2 separate regions of the Mus musculus genome follow, and region 1 is linked to region 2. The links are chromatin loops, found by intact Hi-C in ENCODE. Cell type or tissue: gastrocnemius. All regions are shown on one strand. Links, peaks and the distances in the headings refer to the core of each region. The heading gives the core; the rest is flanking DNA.

Evidence for each region. Peaks named below come from ENCODE experiments on the same cell type or tissue, not always from the same donor. Only the 100,000 strongest peaks of a DNase experiment are listed, where the experiment ranks them.
Region 1: it touches region 2 in a loop (12-fold over the local background); 15 of 42 quality-filtered maps call a loop at or near these places.

Annotation. Positions count from the first base shown.
Region 1 is chr6:55,014,706-55,020,079 of GRCm38, forward strand. No RefSeq gene overlaps it. Among named protein-coding and RNA genes, the nearest start is that of Gm38539, 15 kb to the left of the region's middle. In gastrocnemius, for the core only: CTCF peaks have their summits at 1,689 (motif pointing left) and 2,476 (motif pointing right); DNase peaks (open chromatin) are centred at 1,733, 1,919, 2,478 and 2,838; H3K4me3 peaks cover 975 bases; H3K27ac peaks cover 198 bases.
Region 2 is chr6:54,915,170-54,920,543 of GRCm38, forward strand. No RefSeq gene overlaps it. Among named protein-coding and RNA genes, the nearest start is that of Nod1, 55 kb to the right of the region's middle. In gastrocnemius, for the core only: a CTCF peak has its summit at 2,545 (motif pointing right); a DNase peak (open chromatin) is centred at 2,557.

The DNA.
Region 1 (5,374 bases), core at 71-5,070, 99 kb after region 2:
ACAAGGAAGCATTTAAATAGGGGATTGCTTACAGTTTCAGAGGGTGAGTCTGTGGTCATCATGGCAGGGCACATGGCAGCAGGTGGGCAGGCATGGCGCTGAAGCAGTAGCTGAGAGCTTATATCTTATTGGCAATTTGGATGCGGAGAGACAGCAAGACTGGGCCTGGTATGGGCTTTTGAAACCCCAAAGCTCATCACCTGCCCCATCGACAAACCTTCTCCGACAAGGCCACACCTCCCAGTAATTCCTAAAACAGTTTCATCAACTGAAGGCCAAGTGTTCTAAGGTAAGAACCTGTAGGAGCCATTCTCATTCAAACCACCAGAGAAGTCACCAGAGAAGCAAAGCAGTTGCGAAAGTAGTGAGTTATCCAGTAGTGAGGTGGGGCCTGGGAGGTGGCTCAGCTGGTGAAGTGTTTACCACACAAACGGAAGGACCTGCTCAGGTCCCCTTGTTCTGAGGATGGCTCAGATTCAGGCATGAACCACATTCCTGGCTTGGTGTTTTTGATGCAGTTATCATCCACTGGATACTGGCTTGAGATAAAGCACTTAGCATCGTTTAAGCAGCAGGACATCAGACCACTGAGGAGTTCTCACACTGGGCTGCATCATAAACACAATTTTTAAAAGCCATTTGGACCCATTTTGCATTCAGCATCCTAATTAGCCTGTACCTAGCTGGAGGACAAGTCTAGTGTCTCTTTTGTTCCCCTCTGGCATTCCCATAATTCTTTTGAGGCTCCTGTAACTTTCAGGGCTAGCATGGTTGCAGGCTATAGTTTAGTTAAGAGAAACAAACATGACCAACTGTGGTTTCAAATGCCTTTAATAGCAGCACTCTGGAACTGGTCAGCTCCAGAATTCTAATGTCTTCTAAGCAAAAATATTTGCAAATCCCTCGCAACATCAATTCTATTACTTTGACTTTCCTCTATATTCAGCTGTCCCCTCATCTGAAGCCACAGATGCTAGGAGGCAGCAGACCATGCATCTGGGTGTTAGAACCTTCCTTAGCTCTCAGTTGCCTGCATTCTACTTTCCGCTTCTATGAACTTGACCACTTTAAATACCTCATATGCTTGAGTTGGGGTTTCTATTGCTTTGATGAATCACCAGGACCAAAAGCAACTTGGGGAGAAAAGGGTTTATTTTGCTCACACTACCAGGTCACACCCCATCACAGAGGGAAGCCAAGACAGGAAACTCAGGCTGGGCAGAAACCTGGGGGGGCAGGAGCTGATGCACAGGCCTTGGAGGAGTCCTGCTTACAGGCTTGCCCCTCATGTTTTGTTCAACCTGCTTTCTTATTGAACCCAAGACCATCAGCTCAGGGGTAGTGCCACCCACAGGGAGCTGGCCCTCTCACCTCAATCACTAAGAAACTGCCCCACAGGCTTGCCTGCAGCCTGATTTTACAGAGGCATTTTCTCAATCAAGTCTCCCTCCTCTCAGATGACTCTAGCTGTCAAATTGACCTTAAACTAGCCAGCATACCATGTAAATGAAATTATGTGATGATTGTCTTTTTGTATGTGATTTATGTCACTTGGCATATGTCCTCAAGGCTCCTTCTGTGTATTTGTGTAACAACATTCACTTCCTCTTTGTGTCTGAATAATAATCCACTTAGCGCATGCATATTCCCTGTTCTTCAGCAAGAAGGCGCACTTGGAGGCTGCCACCTGCTGGCTCTCGTGACTAGAGCTTCCATAAAGTAGGGAGCTGTGTTAGGCACAACCTCAGATTAAGGTGGGCCGGCTACATTGCACAAGATCAAAGCAAGCTGTGTAGACTGCAAGCCACTCCCACCCATGCTCCTCCCCTGGCGTTCTCAGGATGGAGGGAGGGAATTTACCAGAGCTCCTACTTAGTTGCTTTTTTTCACCTTGATCCCAAATCAGCAGCCTGCATTTCAGCAAAGGGCATGGGGCCAGCCCCATCTCAGGTCCCAGCAGGCGTGGGATGTCAAACAACACCCCTCTCCACTCTCAAGAGCCCTGTGATGCTGTCCTTTAAGTCCTGCAGACAGCTAGATGAAGTTTAGTCATCATCTGAAGCACTGTAGGATGGGAAGTCAGGGGTAAGCTCATTGTAACAAAGGAAATATGCATACAAGGAAACATGCCAAAAGACCTTGAGAAGATTTGGGTTAGGTGAAGCGGGGGAGGTGGGGGGATTCAGAGCTCCAGGCCAGCCTGAGCTACATAGATAGCAAGACCCTGTATCAAAAACCAAACAACGGTGGCAGCAACAAAGGGGGAGAATATGCGACACATGGAGTGTGGTAGAGTGCGTTCCTGGCATGCCAGGGCCCCTAGATTCAATTCCTAGTGCTGCCCAAATGAATACCGGGAAATACACACCATGTAAGCCTTTCCACTTTCTTTTCCTTTCATTTCTTCCCTCGCCTAGGAGTATCCCTGGCAGCCAGTCATGCTGAACCATGTTAGACAACATTATTTCCACTAGGGGGCAGCGCTACACTGGCAAGCACAGGCATTCTCTCCTGCCACAGCTTTCCCTTCTCGCTTTACATCTCTGTTAGAGAATTGGCAGAGACCAGGTTCGCTCGGGTTGTTGTTGCTTGCTTGGTTTAGTTTGTTTTGTTTTTGAGGATACAGCTCTTTCAGCCCTTATCGGTCCATAGTATCCCACCATCTCCTGAAGATGAAGTCTGAGCTCTGGGACCATGTGATCACGGATCTGTCTTTCTAGAAAGTAACAGAGCTTCTGTCCCTTCTCAACTGTGGGCTGCCTCAGACTTTGAGAATAAGAGATTTGGGGTGATTCTGATCGATGCCACTTGTTGACTCAATACATCTCTCACCTGCAAAGCCAGGGCTGTGGTGGCCCCACGGCGTGGGGTGTGGATGGAATGAGTCCACCACAGGCCTTACCACACAGATATGCAAAGCCAAAGTCAGTTCTTAGAGATCAGCTGACTAATAAATAGTCTCTGCTGGTCTCCAGGCTTCTCCAGTTCTCTGGCCAAGAATAAACGTTACATTTTTAGTGCTCATCTCATAACCGTATTATAGCCATAGGCAGAGAGGTGGTTATTTCTCGTGACAGAAGGGGAAGCTGTTTTAAATTTCCTAAACTTCCCGATTCTCCCCAGCATGCAGGTTTTGTTTTGTAGTGCTGGGGATCAAGCTTCCTGCTCTAGCACTGAGCCGCGCAGATCTAAGCACTGGGGATCGCAACTCTTGACAATTTCCCTAAACATCCAAATGCTTTCACCCTTGTTCAGCGAGGTGCCAAAGCTGAGTGGTAGCCTAGCTATTTTAGGATCTTTAAACATGAAACATGTCCCTTGATACAGAGTAGGTAGTCAGTATTCATTTCCTAAAGAGACTTACAAATTTAGCTGCTTCGGCTTCGGATCTCAGTGTATTTTCTCAAGTTTTCTCTTCCCTTCCCTACCTCTTAAGGAGTGATCTTGCTAAGGAGTTAACTGAGCCCTCTCCCTGCTGAATTCCTCCTGGTTGGTTTTGGGCGCGTTTGAGAGCGCCCTTCACCAGAGTGCCCAGAACTCCTGACCAGAAGAACTGAAGTGGGTTCTTGAGTTGAGGTCAAATCTTTCCAGCAGTTAAGTGAAAACGCAATGCCCAGGACCACCTGGGTGGCCCAAGGCGATGCTAAAAGGAACTCAAAGCGCATCTCATGAAGTGGAAGGATGTTAGTTCTCCGTGGGCCTTGAGTGAGCTCTCCTGGGGGTGACGTGAGCAACTGTCTAAGCCTGCAAGACCTCATGCTCTGCCTCTCCCTTACGAGCTCTGTGGCCCCCAAGGCAGTGCATTGCCTTCTGGACCCTCCCTCTCCTCCTTAGCTCCTCCCTCTCCTCCTGAGCCTCTACACCTGAGCCCTCCCTCTCCTCCTGACCCTCCCTCCTGAGCCCTCCTTCTCCTGAGCCCTCCCTCTCCTCCTTAGCTCCTCCCTCTCCTCCTGACCCTCCCTCCTGAGCCCTCCTTCTCCTGAGCCCTCCCTCTCCTCCTTAGCTCCTCCTGAGCCCTCCCTCTCCCCTGAGCCCTCCCTCTCCCCCTGACCCTCCCTCCTGAGGGTGATTGCTATTGTTTGGCTCCTGTGTTCAACCCTTCAAGACCAAGGAGGATGGGCCAAGCATGACATACCTGGGGTTTCTTCCACAAAAACAAAAACCAAACCCAAACAAGTAGCATCAGCCCTGAGCAGCTGATATGGCTTAGTTCTTCCCTTGGGCTGATGTCGTCGCCACCATCACCACCATCATCATCACCACCACCATCATCATCGCCATCATCATACAGTACCAGGACTTCATGTGTGCAGGCAAGCACCAGCACTGAGTATCCTCGTGAGAATACTTTCTTTTCAGGGAACTTGAATCTGAATGGGAATCCAGGGACGGTTGCAGCCAGGCCCCTGAGGTAGAGTCCCCAAAGTGCCTGACCTTCCCAGAACCTAACCAGTTCCTCCCTTGACTCTGTAATATACCCTAGATTCCTCACGACTCAAGCTGTCCAATCATCTAGATTCCTATCTAGGTCCTCAACATGTCTAGGCCACACTGGGGTCCAGAGCTCAGGGACAGGGGAACAAGGGTTGCTCTGTGATTGCTGAGTGTTTCAGGATATATAGAAGGTACAGGGAGGGAGAAAAGCAGGCAGTTCACCTGTGTTCAGTCAGGTGGGTCTCCTTCCATCCCTGAAGCCTGAGATTTCAGTAATTATGATGGCAAAGCTGGGCACTGCCCCCTTAGGCCTCTGTTCCTAAGCAACTAAGCCCTAACAGGAATGTAGGATGGGGTCCTCTCAGCCATGTTGGGGTGGGATGAGATTTTCTCTGCTACTGCCTGTCACCCCTAGCCCCTCTGTCCAGACTACTCAAACTTGGAGTCTACACTTGGCATCCACACTGCTTTCTGCCCTTAGGAACCATAAATGCCCCTCCCCCTCCTCATTTAGGCTACAGATGAACACATAAATGAGAATCAAATTCTTCAACTCTCATTTATAGGGCAGTTTGGATGCTCGTGATGGCTTGAATATGCTCAGCCCAGGGAGTGGCACTATTAGAGGATGTGGCCCTGTTGGAGTAGGTGTGTCACTGTGGCTGTAAGACCCTCATCCTAGCTGCCTGGAAGCCAGTATTTGCTAGCAGCCTTAAGATGAAGATGTAGGGGCTGGAGAGATGGCTCAACGGTTAAGAGCACTGACTGTTCTTCCAAAGGTCCCGAGTTCAAATCCCAGCAACCACATGGTGGCTCACAACCATCTGCAATGAGATCTGATGCCCTCTTCTGGTGTGTCTGAAGACAGCTACAGTGTACTCATATATAATAAAAAATAAATCTTAAAAAAAAAAGATGAAGATGTAGAACTCTCAGCTCC
Region 2 (5,374 bases), core at 256-5,255:
GAGTTGGCAGCTGAGACAAAGGGGTGGGGTGGTGAGGGAAGCTGTAGGAGAAGGTCTGCCTGGTCTGCTGGAGGGGGGGGGGCAGAGTGTGCAACACTTGGATTTTGCTCTGAACCTCCTGATCCTTGGCCAGCTTAGTGGTACAGTGATATGATGCATGTGGGGAGGATGCTAGTGTGGTAAAGAGGCTAACTTGGATGCCCACAGAGGAGGCTCCTGGGCTCTTGGAGGACAGGATGGTGGGAATCCAAGAAATAAGAGAAAGTACAACAGCAGCACGGGTAAGCAAACTAGCTTCTTGACTCTGTTCATGGGCTGATTTCAGGAATCAGGGGCCATGGTGGAAGTCCTACAGGGCCACTGCCTCGTGTGTTTTAGAGGGAAGCCGCTCCAATGGTGACCTCTTCTTTCATAGGAGGATCAAAAGAAAAAATAACAAAGGAGAAGTCATTGCACAGGTTAAGATGGTCTCTGGGACAGGTGAATGAAAAGAATCCACTGTTAGACCCGTGACTTGCTGAACTGAAAACTGTACCATGTATGGAAGGACCGATGGTGAGACAGACAGAGGGGTTCTGGATGTAGCGGCAAGGAGAGAACTACCAGATGTGAGGAGACAGAGCACCCTCAAATAGGGCAGCAGCACTGGGGAGACAAATACTGCCAGGGGTGGTAGGAAGCTTAGATCTGACTGTGGTCCTTTGGAACTGAAACAGAATTACAGCATATCACGTGGCTAAAATGTGCCATGGGGGAGGAGATTAGAGAAGATGTACCGGAAGTCAGTTTATGATGAAGATGTGCGAATCACTGGACTACTTGGGGCAGGCACAAGAGTTTGTTGGCTACTAATGAGTCCTCTTGGCTGGTTGTGTTGGCCTATACCTGTATTCCCAGAACCCCAGAGGCTAAGACAGAAGGATCATAAAGTTGAGCCCAGTATAGTGAGACCTTAGACCCTTCCTAGTAAGCAAGCACATCACAGTAGCAGGAATCAGAGCCTTACACGTCACCTAATGAAACACTTGATTGAACATCTAAATGCCACAGCAGGCATCTGGCCCATCCTGCGGGTTTAGTAGCTTGTGAACTTGCTTTTCCTGTACCCAGGCTGCTGGTGGTGACGTCACATGTAAGGCCAGCTGGCCACCTGTGCAGTGGAAGGAAGTCAATTTCCAGGAGTTAGCCCAGCCACTTCCTCCTTCTTGTTCCAGTCTCATCTCCCTCCTCCAGGTTCTCATATCTTTGTATTACAGGCAGGAGTCAGAGCTACAGTGTTATGAGTGGGAGAAAGAAGTGCTAGAAAGAGAACCACTTGCTGATAAACAGAAGCGAACTTCAGCCATGGATTCTGATATGGAAAGCCTCTTGTCTGTCCAGCCCATGCCCTGCTGTCTTAGTCAGGGTTTCTATTCCTGCACAAACATCATGACCAAGAAGCAAGTTGGGGAGGAAAGGGTTTATTCTTAAGCTTAAACCTCCAAACTGCTGTTCATCACTAAAGGATGTCAGGACTGGAACTCAAGCAAGTCAGGAGGCAGGAGCTGATACAAAGGCCATGGAGGGATGTTACTTGCTGGCTTGCTTCCCCTGGCTTGCTCAGCTTGCTTGCTTATAGAACCCAAGACTACCAGCCCAGAGATAATACCACCCACAAGGGGCCTTTCCCCTTGATCACTAATTGAGAAAATGCCTTACAGCTGGATCTCATGGAGGCACTTCCTCAACTGAAGCTCCTTTCTCTGTGATAACTCCAGCCTGTGTCAAGTTAACATATACAACCAGCCAGTACACCTGCTTTCCTGGATACGAGGCCCCTTTACAAAATAAAGAAGACAGTTACAGATATGGATGCTGGTTCATCCCTCAGCACTTAGCATTGCACGTGGCCTCTTGTGTCTGGGCTGTGTGAAGGGGTGGTGTTGTCTTGGCTATATACTTAAGGTTGGGAAGGGTAGCACAGGACATCTCTGCTTCTGCCTGCCCTAACTCCTGCTTCCACTGAGGCAGCACCAGAGGAAAACAGACTGATGAGGTAATGGGAGTCGCTGTTTCTGGGGCCCTAACTGCGCATGGATACTGGGTAAGAGCTTTATATTAATTTATTTAACCTGCTTGCTCAAATAACCCTACAGGAGGAGCATTATTTAACCAGCCTGCTTACAGATGGGAAACTCAACAACAGAAAAGCTAAGTCACTTGTATAAGGTCACACAGCTGCCAGAAGCCCTGGGATTTGAACCCTCAGCACTAGTGAATGACTGACCAAGTCATCTTTTAATGAGTTCTTAGCCAGTTCTCTGCGTGTATTGCTGTCTTTGACGTGATGGATAAATGGAATTAAGATAGTTTCTTTTTATTTAGCACAGTTTGCTTTGGTCTGAGTTTCATGGCTTAGCAGGTAAAAGTGCTTACAAGTGACGACTGGAGTTTGATGTCTGGAACCCAACATGCAAACCAGATGCAGTTGTATACGTCTGTAGTCCCAGTACCCTACTGTGAGATGTAGGAGAACCAAAGAGAAGCCTGTCAGTTCTCTGGCCTGAAGAGGGCAGCACAGCAGCAGAAACAAAAGAAACCCTGTCTCAAGGTGGATGGAGACCATGGAGCCTGACCTCCATATGCAAGCCATGGCATGCACATACCCACGTTCACAGGGGGAAATGCACATGTGAGCATGGGCGGGCACACACCAAGTAAATAATTTTATTTTAAGAAATGAGAGAGTGAAATAGTGCACCTGTCACCAGGGACCCGGTACAGTTGGCTCTTTGAGGTCCTCCTGTAATGAAAGTCACAGACACACACCCCATGTGACTGCAGCTCTAGAATGTACCTGCTGACTTCCATCTACCCAGTCTCCTGGCTGGAGGATGGAGGATGGAGGATGCAGTTGTTGGTTATCGCACTCTTCCTGCCCACGATGCTATCCCATGGTGCTCCCCGGACACAACGCTCACTGATGCCCTTCAGCCTGACTCCAGTGTCCTGGAATGCAGGCATCTTAATTGAAGGAGTAAACGTGAGGTTTCCTGAGAAATACTGGATGCCAAACAGACTCACTGTGCCTTTGCAGAAAAGTCCCTTTCTGCTTGGCCTGCCTGCCCGCACTTAATAGGCAAGGAGTTAGTTAGTTAGTTAGTTAGTTAGTTGCAAAGTAAACTGAAGACTTTGAACTGTGTTCTCACTTCAGCGCCACCAGTGATCAGCTGTGTGGCATTCCCTTGTCACTCTTGCCACCTGATACCAGTTTACTCTCTGGTGGAGTGAGGGTTTGGATCACGTGAGCCTGAAGTCCCAAACAGGATAAGTGTGGTCTTCCACATGTGCCCAGGTCCCATCCTGACAGTTTGCTTGCTTCATCATAAGCCTGTCCTGGCTAACAAGACAATGTGCACAATTGCATCCCTGATTCTCACTGTCCCTGTTCAAGAAGCATTTCCACTCCACGAGGCTGTGCAGGGAAGCAGTTTCCACTGGCCTGGGCTTAGACTGGGCTTCTTCGGGTCGAGTGAACCCACCCAGAGATATGACATGCCTCAGTCAAGGAAGAGTCCAACCCCTGCATACTTCCCACCATCACACGCAGGCCTCCTTACAACGGGAGCCACTCTTTGGGACTGCCAACTCCTCTTGTGGCCATTATTGCCACCACCAGTGAACAATCTTCAGACATGCACATCTGGGGCATGGGCAGTGTTTGGACAGTGTCTAGGCTGAAGGGCAGGGCCACAGAGCTTTCCTCTTCCATGGAAATGCCCTTGGTTATTATATTACACTGTTCTCTGGTTTTCTGTCTTTCTAAATCATTCCTCACACCCGTAACTTGGGTGACAATGAAATAAAATTGCATAATAGGAAGAGTTCTGCCTCGACCATCCCGCTCCAAAGAAATAACTTTAAGGATTTTCTTTTTTTGTTTGTTTGTTTTTTCGAGACAGGGTTTCTCTGTATAGCTCTGGCTGTCCTGGAACTCACTTTGTAAACCAGGCTGGCCTCGAACTCAGAAATCCGCCTGCCTCTGCCTCCCAACTGCTGGGATTAAAGGCATGCGCCACCACGCCTGGCTCTTTAAGGATTTTCAATTCTACCAAAACATTGCTATCATCACCAGCACTACAGTCAGTCTGGAAGCATGAATGTCTAATCACTAGAATGTAATTAAGCGAAAAATTAAATTAAATTAAATTCTCAAATTTGTAGAACACAACTGGTAGTTATTAAGAGCATGAGAATGTGAGAGAAATGTTTTATTAAAAAAGAACTGCAGACATAGTGTGTGTTTACACACACCTTTTAATCCCAGCATTTGGAAGGCAGAAGCAAGCAGATCTCAGTGAGGTCTATTCTACATAGTGAGTTGCAGGCCAGTCAGAGTTACATAAAAATATCTGCAGACACACAGTGTGATTGCAACAGTGAGAGGGGTGTTTGAGGGTCAGTGAGGTTCTGTGGCTAAGGACATTTTCCAACAAGCCTGGTGAGTCTTGGTGCCTACACGGTGGAAGGCAAGAACCAACTCCTAAAGTTGCTTTCTGACCTCCAGATACATACTGTGGCATGCATGCATGTACTGCTCCCCCAACCCTCTCCCACACACAAATACATTTTTTTAAAAGATTTATTTATTTATTATATGTAAGTACACTGTAGCTGTCTTCAGACACTCCAGAAGAGGGCATCAGATCTCATTACGGGTGGTTGTGAGCCACCATGTGGTTGCTGGGATTTGAACTTTGGTCCTTCGGAAGAGCAGTCGGGTGCTCTTACCCACTGAGCCATCTCACCAGCCCCATTTTTTAATTAAAGATATTTCAGCAAAGTATAAACAATCATTACAAAAAATTAAAGTAGCTGTATTATTACTGTTTTGATTTGGGTATGAAGTATACGCCCAAAGGCTTATATGTATTAGACCCCAATTGGTAGAGCTACCCACTGAGAGGTGTTCGGCTGATGAGGGTTGGAGTGGACCTGAAGCTCAGTGGACTGTTGGGAATGGTGGACACTGGGAACATGGGCCTATTGGAGGAAGTGGATCGCTGAAACCAGCCTACAAAGGGAACGCTAATGCCTCATTCCCTAACTTCTGGGTCTTTCTGCTCCATGGCTATGAGGTAAACAGCCTCTTCTGCCATACATGCCTGCTACCAGAAGCCTAGAGGTACTGATCTGATCAGCCTTGGCCTGAAACCACAGAACCATGAGCCCACATCTCTTCATTAAGCTGTACTTCTGAGGTGTTTGGTCAAAGCAATAGAAAAGGAACACGATTATATGCAGTATTTTTCAATGCTCAACATTATAAGGTTGGTTTTACAACAAAAACAAATGTGCACGGAGGAAGAGAGCAATCAAGGGAAAATCTCAAGGC